Linked DNA regions of Homo sapiens: region 1 is linked to region 2. The links are chromatin loops, found by intact Hi-C in ENCODE. Cell type or tissue: ovary. All regions are shown on one strand.

Region 1 (8,000 bases), 410 kb before region 2:
TGGTGGAATTGTAATTAGGGTTGCATGGTAAGACAATGCTCATGGTAAGACAACTAACATGGGAAAAAACATAAGGCATGAGGTTTTTCTCAGTCTCTTGATAGATCATTTGCCTTTCAGTGCCCCAAGTGAGAAAGGAAAAGCTATAATGGTGTATCATGTTGTGATGTGATGGTCTTTGGATGTGTAAATATAGCTAAGCTATAGACTGCAGTAATCAATCAAATACATACAAATCCAGCTGTTGCAGTAAGGTTTTTTTTTTTTGTAGCTGTGATTAAAGTTCGTAATCAACTGACTTTAACTAAGGGAGACCATTCTTGATAATGTGAATGGGCCTTACTCAATCAGGTGCAAGGCCTTAAAAGCACCGCTAAGGTTTTCCCAAAGAAGAAGAAATGTGAGCAGGACTTTCCCCACCCATACCACCATGGCCAAGTGTTCTAGCCTGCCCTATGAATTTCAAACTTGCATCTCCAACTCCCACAAATGTTTAAGCCAATTCTTTGCAAAAATATTTTAATGCATATCTCCGACTGATTCTGCTTCTCTGGTTGAACCCCTGACAACTCCCCATCATCTTGGTTGTAGAGGAGGAGGCCAGACACTTCAATGTAAAGAAGCCACAGTCAGGTGGTTTCTATGGGCCTTGACATAATTAATAAGCCATGTTCTACCTCCTCAAATGGTGCTTCAAGCTTAGCTTTAATCTTTGAAACTATTCAAAGAGAAAGAACACTAGAAAAAAGCTGAAAAAATAGCCTAGGTAATGTATAATAATTTTTTAATGTTATCTTGAGTAGAAAACTACAGAACTTTTTTGAAAAATCTTTCTGACTGATGTCTCTATAGAGTTCTGTACATTTTACTCACCCATTGATAAAAAATAACCTATTGGGCACTGGGAAGGAGAAAGATAATTCTCCTGAACCTAGGTCAATAAATTCCTAAACCCCTTTTCATTTTATAAAGCATAGGTGAACTCCCATATTAAAAGGGATTATTTGTGTTCAATAATCAAATTCTTTTAAATAAACTATTTTTCTATTACCGTCTTAATTTACACTTAAATTGATTTTTTACATGCACATATATATCTATATGAATATACATATGGTACAAGGGACATGGCTGTGCTTTGGTCAAGGATAGGCTGAGGTAGGATATTTACATCAGCGACTTTAGAGCATAGGCATATAACTCCACTTGTTATTACAGCCATGTAGCCATAACATGGGAAGGCCATCACTTGGCTCTACACCAGTATTATCTGTAAAATGTATAATTGCCCTGTTAACACTGTGTAGGTGCGTTGGTTCCCACAGAAAGAGAGTCAGAGGTGTCTGTCTTTGCAGACAGACAGAAGGGAGCCAGGACACAGCTTGGCTCACTCATGCCCAGAGAGAGAAAGAGCTAAGCTGCTGACCCTGAAGGCAAGGGAGAGCTGGACACGCAGCTGTGTATGGGGGCCGCCGGACTAAACAGTCAAGACAGGGTGAACAATGTGAGGAAAAGCTGTTATGAGAGCTGCTGCTGAATAAAATCATCTTTCACTGCCTACGGCCCCTAGAGTGTTCTTTCTGCTCATTCACCCACTCCCTTCAGACCTCAGGATGGGCTGGAACCCAACCTCAAGCATAACAATTGGCATAGTCGTGAACCTGACATATGTTTATGCAATTTGGCAAATATATGGATTTGAGAAATCATGCTAGGGTTAAGGATTGTGTGCTCCATCATGATTATGTGTTGCATCATAAAACCCATGACCAAAAAATAGATAATAAACTGATTTATACGTATGAAAATATTTGAAGTCTCATTGCACCTGTCTTATAATATCCCTTTCTCAGGACTAATGATATGAAAATTCAGGATTAAAGATCAAAACCCATAAATCATAAAGAAAATGACACCTGTTTTTCTTCTTATAAATCATTTTCCAGTATAACAGTGCACTGGATCAATCCATCATGACTGAAGCTAAATACAACATTAGTTTCCAAAGATATGCACAGTTTTAGTACTCCACAAAAGCTCATTAATTTTCTTCACAGGTATTTGAGAATACAACCATCAATGGTGTAATGAGTGAAAGGAATTTACTAGAACATCTTGATTTTTATTTTAATGAGGAGAAAGGGTAAAGCATATAGGTATTCCACCGATCTGATTCACAAACACCTCCAAATTAGGAATGTTGTTGTATTTGTTATAAAAAGACAAGTTTTGTAACTAAGCAACATTTTCTAAAGAAACTATTATGATTAGGGTCTGAAGTCCCTGAACTATCTAAGTGTAACATATTTGAAGTATAGAATACATAATTTTAGCCTGAGTTTGTAGCCTGGGAAATAAGGATCTCAATTTTCAAACAGGGGAAACAGGAGGAGGAGAAAAAGAAAAGTTGAGAGGGAAAAGAAAGGAGATAAAGAATGGGGTGGAGAAGAAATGCATTGCTTATTTCTAAATGTCATATTTACCCTCTTTTCTAACCCCTCAGTCCATTTTCTCAAATATCTAAGTAACTCACCTGCTCTAAGCAGCACTATCCAAGGCCCACTCCAAGTTTTCCTCCTAAATCTTAAGGTCATGCAGCTTTAAAAGATAAGGCCTACTAATTCTTAAAATCAGTGACTTTAAAACGATTGCAGTGACTTTAAAATGATTGGAAGTTTAAGAAAATACAATAAAACAGTTTTTTTGGACAGAAGAAAATATCCAGATATTAAGTTGGTGCAGCCTATAAGGCATTTATTTATTCATTCACTTCATTTATTCAATAAACATCTAAGTGCTTCTTGCCTTGAAAGACATTACTTAATGTTAGTTTCGTCTAACATATGCCTTCTCTTTTCAGTGTCTTGCCTTCTCTTACTGTGAACTTCACAGACTCTCTTAAAATGTCTCAGTTTTAATGTTTAGTTTTTTGCTTGTTTCCATCACGGCCCATATGTCAGTAAAAGCAGAGGCTCCTTCTGGTAGAAGTAGATGAGGTGCAGCGATTTGTACAGAGGGTCAGGAAGAACCTCATCTGTTACCCTCCGTTAATGTATACTCCTGACAAATTGACTAGGTCAGAAGACTTACATAAAAATTTAATTTACTGGTTAATCAAGTGGACAAAAGAGCATGCTGGATATTTAAAACCCTGAAAAAAAAGCACACTAATTACATCAGAGAACTCTCTATCAAAGAACTAATCATTCCTAAACCATATTGAGTTCATTGTGCCCCAATATTTTTGTCACCCAAGAGACAGAGACCTCTGCTTCTCATGAGTCCTGTATTTGAAAGAGAAATTTTCTGTGAAATAAATGACATTTATTAACTAATGATGACTTTATCACTTATTAATCAAAGACATCTACAACTGCTAATCAGAATTTCTGATAGGGTATTTGCAATCAGATTCTGCATAGCCAAAATTACAAGAAATTACACTAGTCCCTGATACAGGTTTTTCTTACAAGAAACAATTGTATTGATTGTAATAGTCTAATATTAGAGGTGTATTTATTCAAAAAATTCAAATTACACTCAATTTCAAAAAATTAGAGAGATAAAGTCATACTTTATATTAAATGTTTATATTATTTCAAGCATTAAATTCACAAAATCACCATGAAAATATATTTTTCCAGTTATGTGGAGTAAGAATGAACAAAAATCATTTAAAAAACAGATATGGCTTAGCAAATGTTCTTCCAGGCTTTCTAATTATGTGTTATTCTTTCTTTATAGTAGTGCAGAAAATTCAAGTATGGTAAAAAATACCTCATCAGTTGCTTGATTGGAAGAACTAATTTAGACTGAACAGGAATGTGCTTGCAGAAAAGGAGAAATGACCTTGTATAGCATGATACGTACCTACTTATTTACTTTGAAGAGTTTCTAAGTAATTTTCAATTATAATATGATCAATCCTACATAAATTTCTGTTTCTGTTTTATCCGATCATATTCATTCACAGAACCTATATTATTGAGGATGATGAAATTTTACAAACTTTCAAAATGTAATAATGTATTACACAATGTTTAATAACATGAAAATGAGCAACTTCATGCATTAACATATATTCATTCCACGAATAACTTTAAGTGTCTACCAGGTGTCAGACACTGAGAAAATTATACCAACTAAAACAGACACATCTCCATCCTACTAGAGCTTAGAGAATTGGCTTCATTACAAAAGCTGGCATTGACATTTTAAGTGTTGTGTTTCAGACACTGTCTACACAATTAAATGTACTAACTATAATTAATTTACTTTTTCAGTAAATTACTCAATAACACTGGCTGACTCTACCTTAAAATTATTTAGATCCTATCGTCTGTGGCAACATGGGTGAATTTGAAAGACACTATGTTACAGGAAGTAAACCAGGCACAGAAATACAAACATTGCATGATCTCATTTATATGTGGAATCTAAAAGAGTGAGTTCATAGAAATAGAGAGAACAGTGTTTATTGGAGACTCAGGAGGATAGGGATGATGGAAGATTGGGAGATGTTGGTCAATGGGTACAAATTTAGACAGACAGGAAGAATAGGTTCTGCTGTTCTATAACACAGGAGGGTGACTATGCAAATACCAATGTAGTGTATATTTCAAGATAGCTAGAAGAGGTTTTGAATGTTGTCACCACAAAGAAATAATAAGTGTTTAAAGTGATGGATGTGGTGATTACCCCGATTTGATTATTATGCAATGTATACATCCATTGAAACATCATACTGTATATAAATATGAGCAATTATTATGTGCCAATTATAAATGTAAACAATTATTAATAAAAAGCATTTAAGAAGATGCCGTAATTTAACAAAAAATATTTTTTTAAAAAAGAGCAGTAAATATTTTTAATTTAGAGATATAATACTTATACATAAATAGCAGCAACTGAACCAAATTTCTACAATCAGGACTTAAAATTAAGTTGTTGAATTTTTTAATAAAGAGTTAATGATCAAATAGAATGACATTAAGAAAGTTTCATAAGAACTTCAAGGCCAAAAATGTATTGCTTTTTCTGCTTACCTGTCAATCAGCTTGGAATTCATAGAGTCCTATCATTCACTACCTCTTGCTGGAACTGTTTACATAAACCAGTCTATTTATTTAAATATTTTTCTTCTGAATTGCAATATTTTTATCTTTAATTTTATCTTGAGCTACTAGCATTTTATCTTCCTTTAAAAATTAAATTCTGTTTCCTGCTAAGATATATTTGTAAAATTTTTTAAATCTTTAAGAGTAATGACAAAAATTCTTATCCTAAAATGTAAGATTGCTAACAGTCTGACCACAACCTAACTTTCTCTTGATCTCAGAATTTCCCCTCCTCAGAGATCATGTAGAAGACTAGAACAGCCTCGTCTCAAAGACAGAGGATCTTTGTTCTATTTCTGATTGTGCCACTGAATTTTTGAATGAACTTTGTCCTCCTCCTCCTCCCACTCCTGTCCTTTCTTTCTTCTTCATCCTTTTATCACCATTACCATTTCAAATGAAATCTATTATTTAACTCTTCACAGTGAAGAGGTATTAACTGAGTGTTTTGGGATGTTTGCTAAGAAATTAGAGTGTAGAGACCTGCTTACTTTTCTGTCCACTTCCTTCCTGGTCCTCTCTGACATATCTCCAGGAAAATCTTAGGGCCTGCTGAAGAAAACTCTAGGACTAGACGAATCTCTTCTATCCCATCTAGCAGAATTTCTCCACTTCTTTTCTAAAACAAGTTTATTAATGATTCTGCTAGTTTCCTACTTCCTTTATTAAATCTATCTCAGAAGCTGTAATCCAAAGATATTTTTCTTTATTAAATCAACACACTCTCTGTTATATTTACTATGCAGCATTTTTCAAAGTGTCTTTAGGAAGCTGTTAGATATTGATAGTTGTTAGGAAAAAATTAAATGAGAGAGAAATAAAGAGAGACAGAGAAAGTGTGACCAATCTATGTCAAATTAGTATGGGAACAACTGGTATGAACAAGATTTACCTGGGATCTTTACTTCAGAAACTCTCAAATATTTTATATTGTGTTTAAGATTCTATATGATGAAGATTTATATGGACTTCTTTATGTACCCCATCATGTCTCATTGTTCATTTGGCTGCTTTTCATGATCTGAATGCCCTGGACACAGTCTTCTTGATAGGATGCCATTCTTTTTTCAGTAACAAAGTGGTGAATGTGAGACAAGCTATGCTTCCTTTAAATACTTTCACCCTTAATTATCCACAAATTTTATATATGTGTGTGTGGCAACCTAAGGAAAATTCTGGGAGTTAGAGGTAACTTAGCACATCACAGCAAGGTTAGCAATCTAAAATATAGTATTAGAAATCCCTGTTCTTACAGCTTGTCAATGCTGCTCATCTCTGGGAATTATTTAAATGGCTTCTATAAGAGATTAAAGCACATTTTCAAAAATTCCTTCCACTAAAAGGTGGAGTCTTATTTACCTCTCCTGGAATCTGGGTTGGCCTTATTTGCCTACAGCTTGCTTTATCTACAGCAAAATGAAACTATTCTAGTTATGGGCTAGCCTTTTATAAGAGGCCTGGATCCTTCCACCTTTTATCTTTGAGTCCTAGGACCCCATGTAAGAACTCCAACTACTGTGATGCGAGGATTCCCTCATCACACAGAGTGAGATAACACAGAGGTGCTCAATTGGCAACTCCGGCTAAGCAATGGGCCAACAGGGAGTGTCCATGGTCAGCCCAGCCCATCCTTCAGATGACTTCAGTCCCAGCTGCTATCTGTCTACAAACACTTGAGCGATCCCGGATGAAACTACCTAGCTAAAAGCAGGCATACCACAAAACCATAAGAGATAATGAGTTGTGGTTTCAAGCCACTCAGTTATGGGATGGCTTGTTTAACACCAATAATATATAAATGGAATCGATAAATGGATAAATGGAATAGCTACTAATACTTCTCTCCACTCTAATAGCACCTCACTATTATATAATTATACATTAACATTAACCAATGCCTTTTATAACTCCTGCATTTTTATTCCCATTTTTACAGTAGGTATATTTTTGTACAATCACGTAGCTCAGAGGAAGGAATAGCCATCATGTATGGGGTAGTTCTTTCAAATAAGGAATTCAAGAAATCCAAACATGTAGGAGGCAAAGTAGAGCAATCACAGACTCTATAAATTAAAGTAAGAGCTACAAAGCTCATACACATGGATGTTCTCACAAGGGCTGCTATTGCATTTGTAGTCTCACATGCATAGATTACAGTTGCCCTCAATCATGTCCATTTTAAAAACAAAGGATCTTAACAATACTTCCAGAATGTGAAAAACATTAAAAGTGAAATATAAAAATGGTTCTCTTGGTACAAAGTATTAAGTGCATTTCAGAAGTCAGCATTATTTCTAACACAAAATTTTTACCAGAGTTTTTATAAGCCGATAAATGAATAATAGTATAAAATATACAAAACTATAGAATACTACACATGGATTAAAGTTGTAGATCCTTAACACTTTAGGAGAATGAGAGGTATTATATATAAACTAAATCATAAAAGAATAATTGATTTCAGGTAGAAATCTTCTAGTCTATTATCAGCATTAGATGAAATAGTAAATTTATTTTTTCTTACGTTGTATAAAGTATAGGGGTTTTTAACACATGTTTTATGAATCATTATGAAGTCTTTGGATAGGCATTATACATAAATATCTAAAATTCTGTGCTTATTTGTATGTGTGCATTATCTGTGTAGATGACCCATGTCTTTCATCAGATTTTCAGAGAAAAGAAGCCTAGATGGTTTCAAATTATAACTAGAATTTAATTAAAAAGAATTCACCACAGAGTAAAAGCTACCTGAAAGAACACCAGAATAAAATAGACACGATATTAGAATAGATTATGGAACACTTTTGTTTCTATGTAAACCTTATCTCTCAATGTTATAGAAGCCTCTCCTCTGGGACTGACCATACCACCCTGGTT
Region 2 (8,000 bases):
TAGGTGGTTTTTTTGTTTTGTTTTGTATTTTTGCTGTTGAGTTGTAAGAGTTTTCTTATATATTTTGGGAATTAACCCCTTCTCAGTTATAGGATTTGCAAATACTTTCTCCCATTCTGTAGGTTGCCTTTTCACCCTGTTAGTTGTCTCCTTTGCTGTACAAAATATTTCTAGTTTGAGGTAGGCTTATTTTCCTCTCAAAATACATACCTTTAGAGTGTCTTGTTACGGATATAACCATATATATAAAGCAGTAATATGTTCATATATAGGAGGTCTGATCATTTATTGAGAGAGGTAAACTAGTTATAAGGAGTAGATTTTTAGTTCAAGGTGAAAATCCTCATTTGAGAAGTTGGTTCATTTTTTTTTCCAATGGCTGTCAACTCATATAAGTACAAATAATGTTTTAACAGAAATTTGTAATTCCTCTTTTGTGCTTTATTTTTAAATTGTGTGTTATAAAATCTTCTTGCCATCTTTTAGTTTGATTTGTTATTACTTGTTTTTCTAATTAATTAATTTTTGATGCAACTCAGTACTTTTTTTGCAAACTAAAATGTTTTAAATTTATATTAAAATATCCTTTCACTGATAATTCAAAGACACTCACCCTATAGCTATGCTTAATTTATATATGGGTCTTGCATTTCAGAGAAGAGCTTTTATTATTAGCTTTTAAAACAAAAAATACCTACACCAGCAAGTATAGCCCATGAGAGATACATTGTCATTTTGATATAAGGCACCTGTTTACTGCATCTATCTGGGGATAAACCAAATGAATACATTTGGCCTGTGGAACGTTTCAGCGGTGTTACCAGAAAAAAAACAAGTCAATAACAATACTCAAGCTATTGTAACAAAAGTCACAAAATGTACTAAGGGTGGTTTAAAAGGGTCTCAGGGATCTCTCTGCCAGGTATGACATAATACATCTTAATACTTCAGAGAGACTGATTAAATCCTTTTGAAATAATTTACTAGAGAAAACATTGGTCATTTTTCTTTTTAATCTACTGAGAAAAATGACAAGATATTATATCATCTCTTGGGTTGAATAATAGTAAAGTTTTGAAAAAACATTTTCATATGCTTTATACTTTATGCCCATCCATCCTGATATCCAGAAGTGTGTCCCTTGAATAATAGAAAAAGTGTGACCTCAACTAAAAAGAAACCAAAACTATCTATATCTATAAAAATGCTAATTTAGTTTAGACATCTATGTGACATAAGTACCTGATTAATACTCAGTGCAGCGGATCCTAGATTTCTTGAAAGTTTTAATGGTTATACTGTTTTGGGTTTTCAAAAAGCTGTGTGAGAGTTACTTTAGTTATCTTTGTGTTTATTATTTCTTGAGGCCTAGAGGATATCAAATCTATTGTTGGATCTGACACAGAAATGAGCAAATCCCCATCCCAGCCTGTTGCAGGGCAAAACAGATATCAAAAATCTCTCCCCATTCAGAGTTTCTCGGAAGTTACATCCTAGTGCTAGAGTCTGATGTGTGGACACCCTCCTCCCAACAATGCAAATTGTCTTCCCTTGATGCCCAAAGCAAACGCAATGATCAAATCACTCAGTCTCAAATATAACCCGTGTTCTCCTATACTTTAACAGAAAGGGTGCATTTGAGAAGATACCATACCAACATAGTGAGTATCTAATAAGTGTCTGCACCCCAGTCATGTCTACTATGTCCTGTATTATTTTTCTCTCATTGGTTACATGCAGCCATATGAACATTCTGGGTTTGTTTTGTTGTTGTTGTTGTTATTTTCCATCATCCTTGAATAAAGGCGAAGAGGAACTTGCCAAGGCCAAATCTCCATGACCCTTTCCTGAATTTTTAATGGCAACTATTTTAGCTACACAAATATTCAGCAAAAGCCTTTAAAAATCACTACTATTCAAGACTTACTTAAATTATTTTCCAAGGATTACCTTCATCAAGAAAATAGATAACAAAGTGAAGAAAGACAAGCTTTCACTTCAAAGGAATTCATTAGGTAGCTGAAATCTTCACAGGCAAGCACAAAAAGATAGTCTTCATTGTCACCCTTAAGAGGGGGATGGGGAGACTGTAACCATCCCAGTCTTTTTGTTTAATGACATAGCTGAGCCATTGAAGAAGAAAGAATTGGTTTAAAAGAATTAGCATTTACAAAGTTTCATACCTGTCTTCAAGTCTCGTTTCCATTATCCTGCTGTTACCACAACATGTTCTCTGCCCCAGGGCTTCGTGCTAAGGCAAGCTTGGAGGGCTAATGGATTGGGAAGTACTCTTGTTCATCTTTAACATCGGACAGAGAAGGACTCAGAAGTGTGAACGGGCAAAGGGAAAAATTCTGGCCAGCTGCTTCCCTATATCTAGACCCCGGAACTGATCCTACATTGAGAAGGAGAGTACAGAGTTGAGCATATGACTAGATTACCAAGAGGGGATAAGGGAGGAGAGTATCTCTCCAACTGATAATTGAGTTCAGCTTGTGTGATACTTGTTCAGGCATTGGTTTGAAATAAATACAATACCAGCAGATCGAATTAGCAAAGCTGAACTTCAGGAACATCAAGATGCTCACATTGAATGAACTGGCTGCAGTTTTCTAGTTGTGCTTATAAACTTGGAAATAGATCAGTGTGGCCAGTGCATTTTGACATGCTTTTATCAATGAAAACAGCTGTTGTGTTTTTAGGCACAAAACTGTGACTTTGGGACACACACTGAAATCAGAAATTAAACAAATTAATTAGTTTCATGGTGAACACTTCAAAAAGTGAGAAGTATACAAAGAAATGGAAATAGAGATCTGTCCTTCAGAATATTAAAATTATTGAGGAAATGAGCAAGATATTTCAAAACAGGTAAATCGAATAATTTCACAACACTTCTGTGAGGTTGGGATGAGGATACAGCTTGGGCAACGGGTGTGTTTAAAAATGCAATGATAAGGAAGGAACGAACCATTCCTAAGATTGTGGAAGACATTGTAATGGTTAATATTAGGTATCAACTTGATTGGATTAAAGAATGCCTAGGTGGCTGTTAAAGCATTGTTTCTGGGTGTGTCTGTGAGGGCATTACCAGAGGAGATTGACATTTGAGTCAGTGAACTGGGAGACGAAGACCCACCCTCAATGTGAGTGGGCACCATCCAATCGGCTGCCTCACGGCTAGACCAAAGCAGGCAGAAGAAGGTAGGATTCTTTTGCTTGCTGAGACTTCTTTCCTTGCTGGGTGTTTACTTCTGCTCCTCCTGCTCTTGGACATCAGACTCTAGGTTCTTTGGTCTTGGACTCTGAGAACTGCAGCAGTGGCTTCCCGGGGGCTTTTGGGCCTTCAGCCACAGACTGCAGGCTGCACTCTCCGCTTCCCTGGTTTTCAGGCATTCCGACTTGCACTGAGCGAACACCAGCTTCTCTCTTTCCCCAGCTTGCAGATGGCCTATCATTTAGAGGACTTCATCTTGTAAACCTGTGAGCCAATTCTCCCTAATAAACTCCTATATATCTCTCTCCTTCTCTCTCCTGTTAGTTCTGTCCCTCTGGAGAACTCTAATACAGACATTTGCAGGAAATATGCAAACTGGAAATAATCCCTTTTCCACCAAAAGGCATAAATATCCATAGTTTTTTTACCTGACTGACATATCTACAACATATAAGACAGAACAATGGAGAAGAATGAGCCTCGTTTAATATTTTTCTTGTCAACCAAGATACACGTGTATCAGGTTACTCGGTGGAAAGTTACGTCCCACATTTTACTTTACTCCTCACTTCATTTATTCATTTTTCTAATCGTCAATTGATTTATTTATGTTAAACCTCTGTGCCATCATTTAAAATTTGCTCCCTGCTTTGGGGCTTCAGAATTGAATTTTTTGTTTTACTTTAGGGGAAGAATCTCTTTGGTGTAGAAAGGACGTTTAGAGTAGCTCTTTGTAATTAAGCTTTTGTCCTTTGTGGTGGTTTGGGGAGGGAAAATTTTGTCTTGGTAGTGACCTCTGCTACCTTAGAGGATTCCTGAGGCAGATGGAGACTTGCGCTAACCTGTTCCCATAAGCTGCTTATGGCTGTGAAACCAGACTTGGGCTTAGTGCAGAGGAACCAGGCCCGGCACACAGGGCTACTTAGGGTCAATGTTTGCAGGCGATGGTTTTGCTGGCACAGCTGAGTTCTCCTGCCATGAGGAAGCCACAGGAAGACTGATTCTTGGACCAGCACAAGCAACTGTGTGGGATCCTGGCAATTTGCAGTAGGAGGCCCTGTAGTATTAAATACTGTATTAATTCATTAGAGTTAAAAAATTACTATAATTTTAACAGTAAAGGAAATAGAGTCTTGTTCTGTACTCCAAGCTGAGAAAAGGGAACATACTGGTCATATGTTAGCGTATATCAGAGTTAATTGCAAAATAATTTGGAACATGAAACAATAGCAGTAATTATTATATACGTAATGTTTGGCTAAAGGATGCCTGCCTTCTAAATACTTTGCACGTGTATATATATACAGATTTATACACAGATATACATACATATATGTATACTCCTATAAACACACACACATATATATATTTGTTTAGTCCTCATGACAATATTATCAATATGAAAATCAAAACGCAATGGTGCAGAATGGAATGTAAGTTCTGTAAGATCTGTGTTTTTTGGCCATTTGTCTTTCTCATGGGACCCTAGTACCTGTCCCATGTGCTGTGGATGAAAAGGTCAAAAGGGAGACCAGGAAATAAAGGATAGATGCAACAGCAGAAACTCATTGCCTCGAAATAGATTAAGCATATTTCCTCCTGTGACTGGCTCAGTAGCATCACCTTTAATTAGGAAGAACAAGATTCTGCTCAGGTGAAAAAAGTTGGCCCTATTATTTATGCTTTCTTGTCTCCCTCAGCTGTATAATTTAAATTTGCAGATTTATTCAAAGTTTAGCCTTTGTCATAACCAGGGTTTTGTTTAACTAAGGAGGATAAATAATCAGATGTTGACAGAAATGAGCAATGCTCCCTTCAAAAATCTAATCTTTCTGGCCTTTGTTAAAGAAACATCAGGGGAAATTGATGACCATAAAGATTTATGTTTATTAATCTAAGGGGATTTTTTTCTAGCTCTGGAATGATAATAGCTATTTGAGTTATGGCTGAATAATGGAGACTATTGAATCAGAGAGTCCCCTTATGGTTAACACATATTAATCATTTGTATAATTAAAAATATATTTCTCAACTAGTCTATTTTTCATATTTAAAGAATATTCATCAGACTAAAACTTTTCGGACACCCAATATGGAAAATTTACCTTTAGAGAATGATTGAGAAAAGGAAAAGTCCAACCAACCGAATACCATCACATACCTCATATATGGATAGAAATATGTTTTATATACATGATTTTTAGTCTAACAATATTAAACATAATGATAAACTTATTTGTACACTTATGATGATTTTGTTTCTATTTACATAAACTGTATGTGCTCATTGAAAAATGCAAATGCAAAATATGTTAAAGTAAAAATAGCCCTGCACCTCACCTCCAAAAGATAACTAAGTTTAATATCTTAGTGACTATCTTTCAGAAATTTCCTCAGGCTTACACTCAGAAACAGATCTTGCTCACACAAACACCCACGAAGTTTACATACTATTATGATATTGTGGAAACAATCAAAGATCTCCCAAATGAGAACAAACAGAGGCTATTTATTCAGTTTGCTATAGCAAGGGACTCAGCCACTGTCACTTGCATTTGGCAGAGACTCAAAGGGAAGGAGAGGAGTGGGAAAGCTTTGTAGTGGGAAAAAGTTTTAGGTATGCTCTGATTGAAGCTTTTTGGCATGGGGAAGCTGGAAGAGGGCTAACTAGAAGCTGGGCATATTATGTGATTAGTTAGTGAAACATATTTGACTTTCTCTGGATGGTTCAAAGCTAGAAGCACAGACAAAGATGTGTATAGAGTCAGAGAGAGAAGAAGAAGAGGAAGAGGAAGAAGAGGAGGAGGAGGAAGAGGAAGAAGAAGAAGAAGAAAGAAGAAGAGGAAGAGGAAGAAGAAGAAGAAAGAAGAAGAGGAAGAAGAAGAAGAAAGAAGAAGAGGAAGAAGAAAGAAGAAGAAAGAAGAAGAGGAAGAAGAAAGAAGAAGAGGAAGAAGAAGAAGAAGAAAGAAGAAGAGGAAGAAGAAGAAGAAGAAGAAGAGGAAGAAGAAGAAGAAAAAGAAAAGACAGTCATTAACAAAACCCTCGTTGTTTCAAATTATTTGCTGCAGAGATTGTAGTCTATCTTCCCAGGCGGGTGGTTTATAGGTAGTGGGTCAGAATTCTGTTGTTGTATATGGGCTGGCCATTGTCCATTTATATATTCAGGCTCTCATTATCCATAACTTGGATATAACTTGGATTTTTTCCTTGGATAATAGTTTCAATTAATACTCACTATAACATTATTTTTAATGGCTAAATATTTCATTTTATAGATGTGCTATACTCTCATATACATATGTATATGTATATACATATGCTATAATACTTATCCCATTTCTAATGTCATTTGGGACATTTCAAATGGAAGCATCATATTACCAATATAGTCATTTTTAAAAATTGCTAATCCTACAAATAGCAAACTTTTATTTACTTATGATGGTGAATATCTTCTTGTGTACTTACTGACCATTTGTATTTTTTTCTTTTCTCATTTACCAGCTCATGTCTTTTGCTCATATTTTTCCTGGTATAATCCATTTTCCTTTTGATTTATGAGTCCCTTATTTTTGATGCTGCAAAATTCTCCAACTTATCATTTAATTTTTAAATAATGTTATGCTTTATTTTTGCTATGTGAGATGCTTCCTTTTAATGGTATTTGCAAAGTGACTAAGATGTTATTGCTATTTAAGGCTTGTGGCCAGATGGCACTGTTTGTCTTCAGAGATCATGAGAATCATCAGATCCAAAAAGCTGACCTATACATTTTCGGTGTGATTAGAAAATAAGCTCTTACTTAAAAAGAAAATAAAAGACAAAAAAGAAAACTTTCCAAATTATTCCATAAAAGATAACAAAATATTTTTTATTTTATTTTAATAATAAGTATTCTAATATTCTGGCAATGCTCTATTACCTGCCCACACAGGTTATATCCTCTTCTCTACACTCAACTTCTGGAATTTTTTCAGTTTAATTGATAATCTTTAGCTTATAAGTATCTAAACCAGGTGGACACGAACCCCTCAGGCTTTTTTTTTTCCACTCTTGCCGACAGGAACTTAGTTAGCTTTTTGACTACTCCAAGGATAGGCAGTTGAACAGACCTTCTGTTAATGATCTCTGAGTGACCAGAACCAGCATTTCCTCCTCCCATGGAGAGGTTTCCAGCAGAACTTCTGGGTATTCTATTTTTTTTTTTCCCACAGTAGATCCACTCCAAAATTTCTTCAGTCTAGTAACTACTTTCTTCAAGTGTCTCAGCAGTTCTTCATATTGGCCATAAATTGGAATTATCTATGAAATCTGTAACAATTTTTCTGATTTCCTCATTCCATTACCAGAAATTCTGATTTAATTGGTCTAGGTTGGGATCCCAGCATAAGTATTTTTTAAAAAGTTCTCCAGGTGATTTCAATGTATCTCCAGAGTTAAGAATCATATGCTAATTCATTTTCCCTTACCTCTTATCAATAGGCTCTCTCTCTCTCTCTCTCTATATATATATATACATATAAAATGTATCTTCTGTAATAGACATGTCAATTATAAAATTATTTCGGTATGAGTTAGCTTGCTAAGTCTACTTTTAAAAATAGTTTATCTTTTAAGTAATTTTAAATATAAAATAAGAATAAGATAATGAATAATCAAGCAGTCTTTCTTCAACATTCAAATCAAATCATTGGACCTGATTAATACAATGCTCACAGTCTCATAGATTCAGAAATATGCATAGCTATTATATTTAAAAGGGATCCTAGAGATCACCTAATTA

The links. Peaks named below come from ENCODE experiments on the same cell type or tissue, not always from the same donor. Only the 100,000 strongest peaks of a DNase experiment are listed, where the experiment ranks them.
Region 1: a loop joins it to region 2, with 4 times the contacts of the local background. A loop is called at or near these places in 1 of 110 quality-filtered maps.

What each region holds. Positions count from the first base shown.
Region 1 is chr1:187,450,223-187,458,222 of GRCh38, reverse strand. All of the region lies in intron 1 of LINC01037 (long intergenic non-protein coding RNA 1037), which reads right to left. Among named protein-coding and RNA genes, the nearest start is that of LINC01037, 11 kb to the right of the region's middle. In ovary, no CTCF peak of the experiment used is centred here; no DNase peak of the experiment used is centred here.
Region 2 is chr1:187,041,690-187,049,689 of GRCh38, reverse strand. No RefSeq gene overlaps it. Among named protein-coding and RNA genes, the nearest start is that of LINC01036, 47 kb to the left of the region's middle. RefSeq lists an enhancer at 1,952-2,619. In ovary, no CTCF peak of the experiment used is centred here; a DNase peak (open chromatin) is centred at 3,352.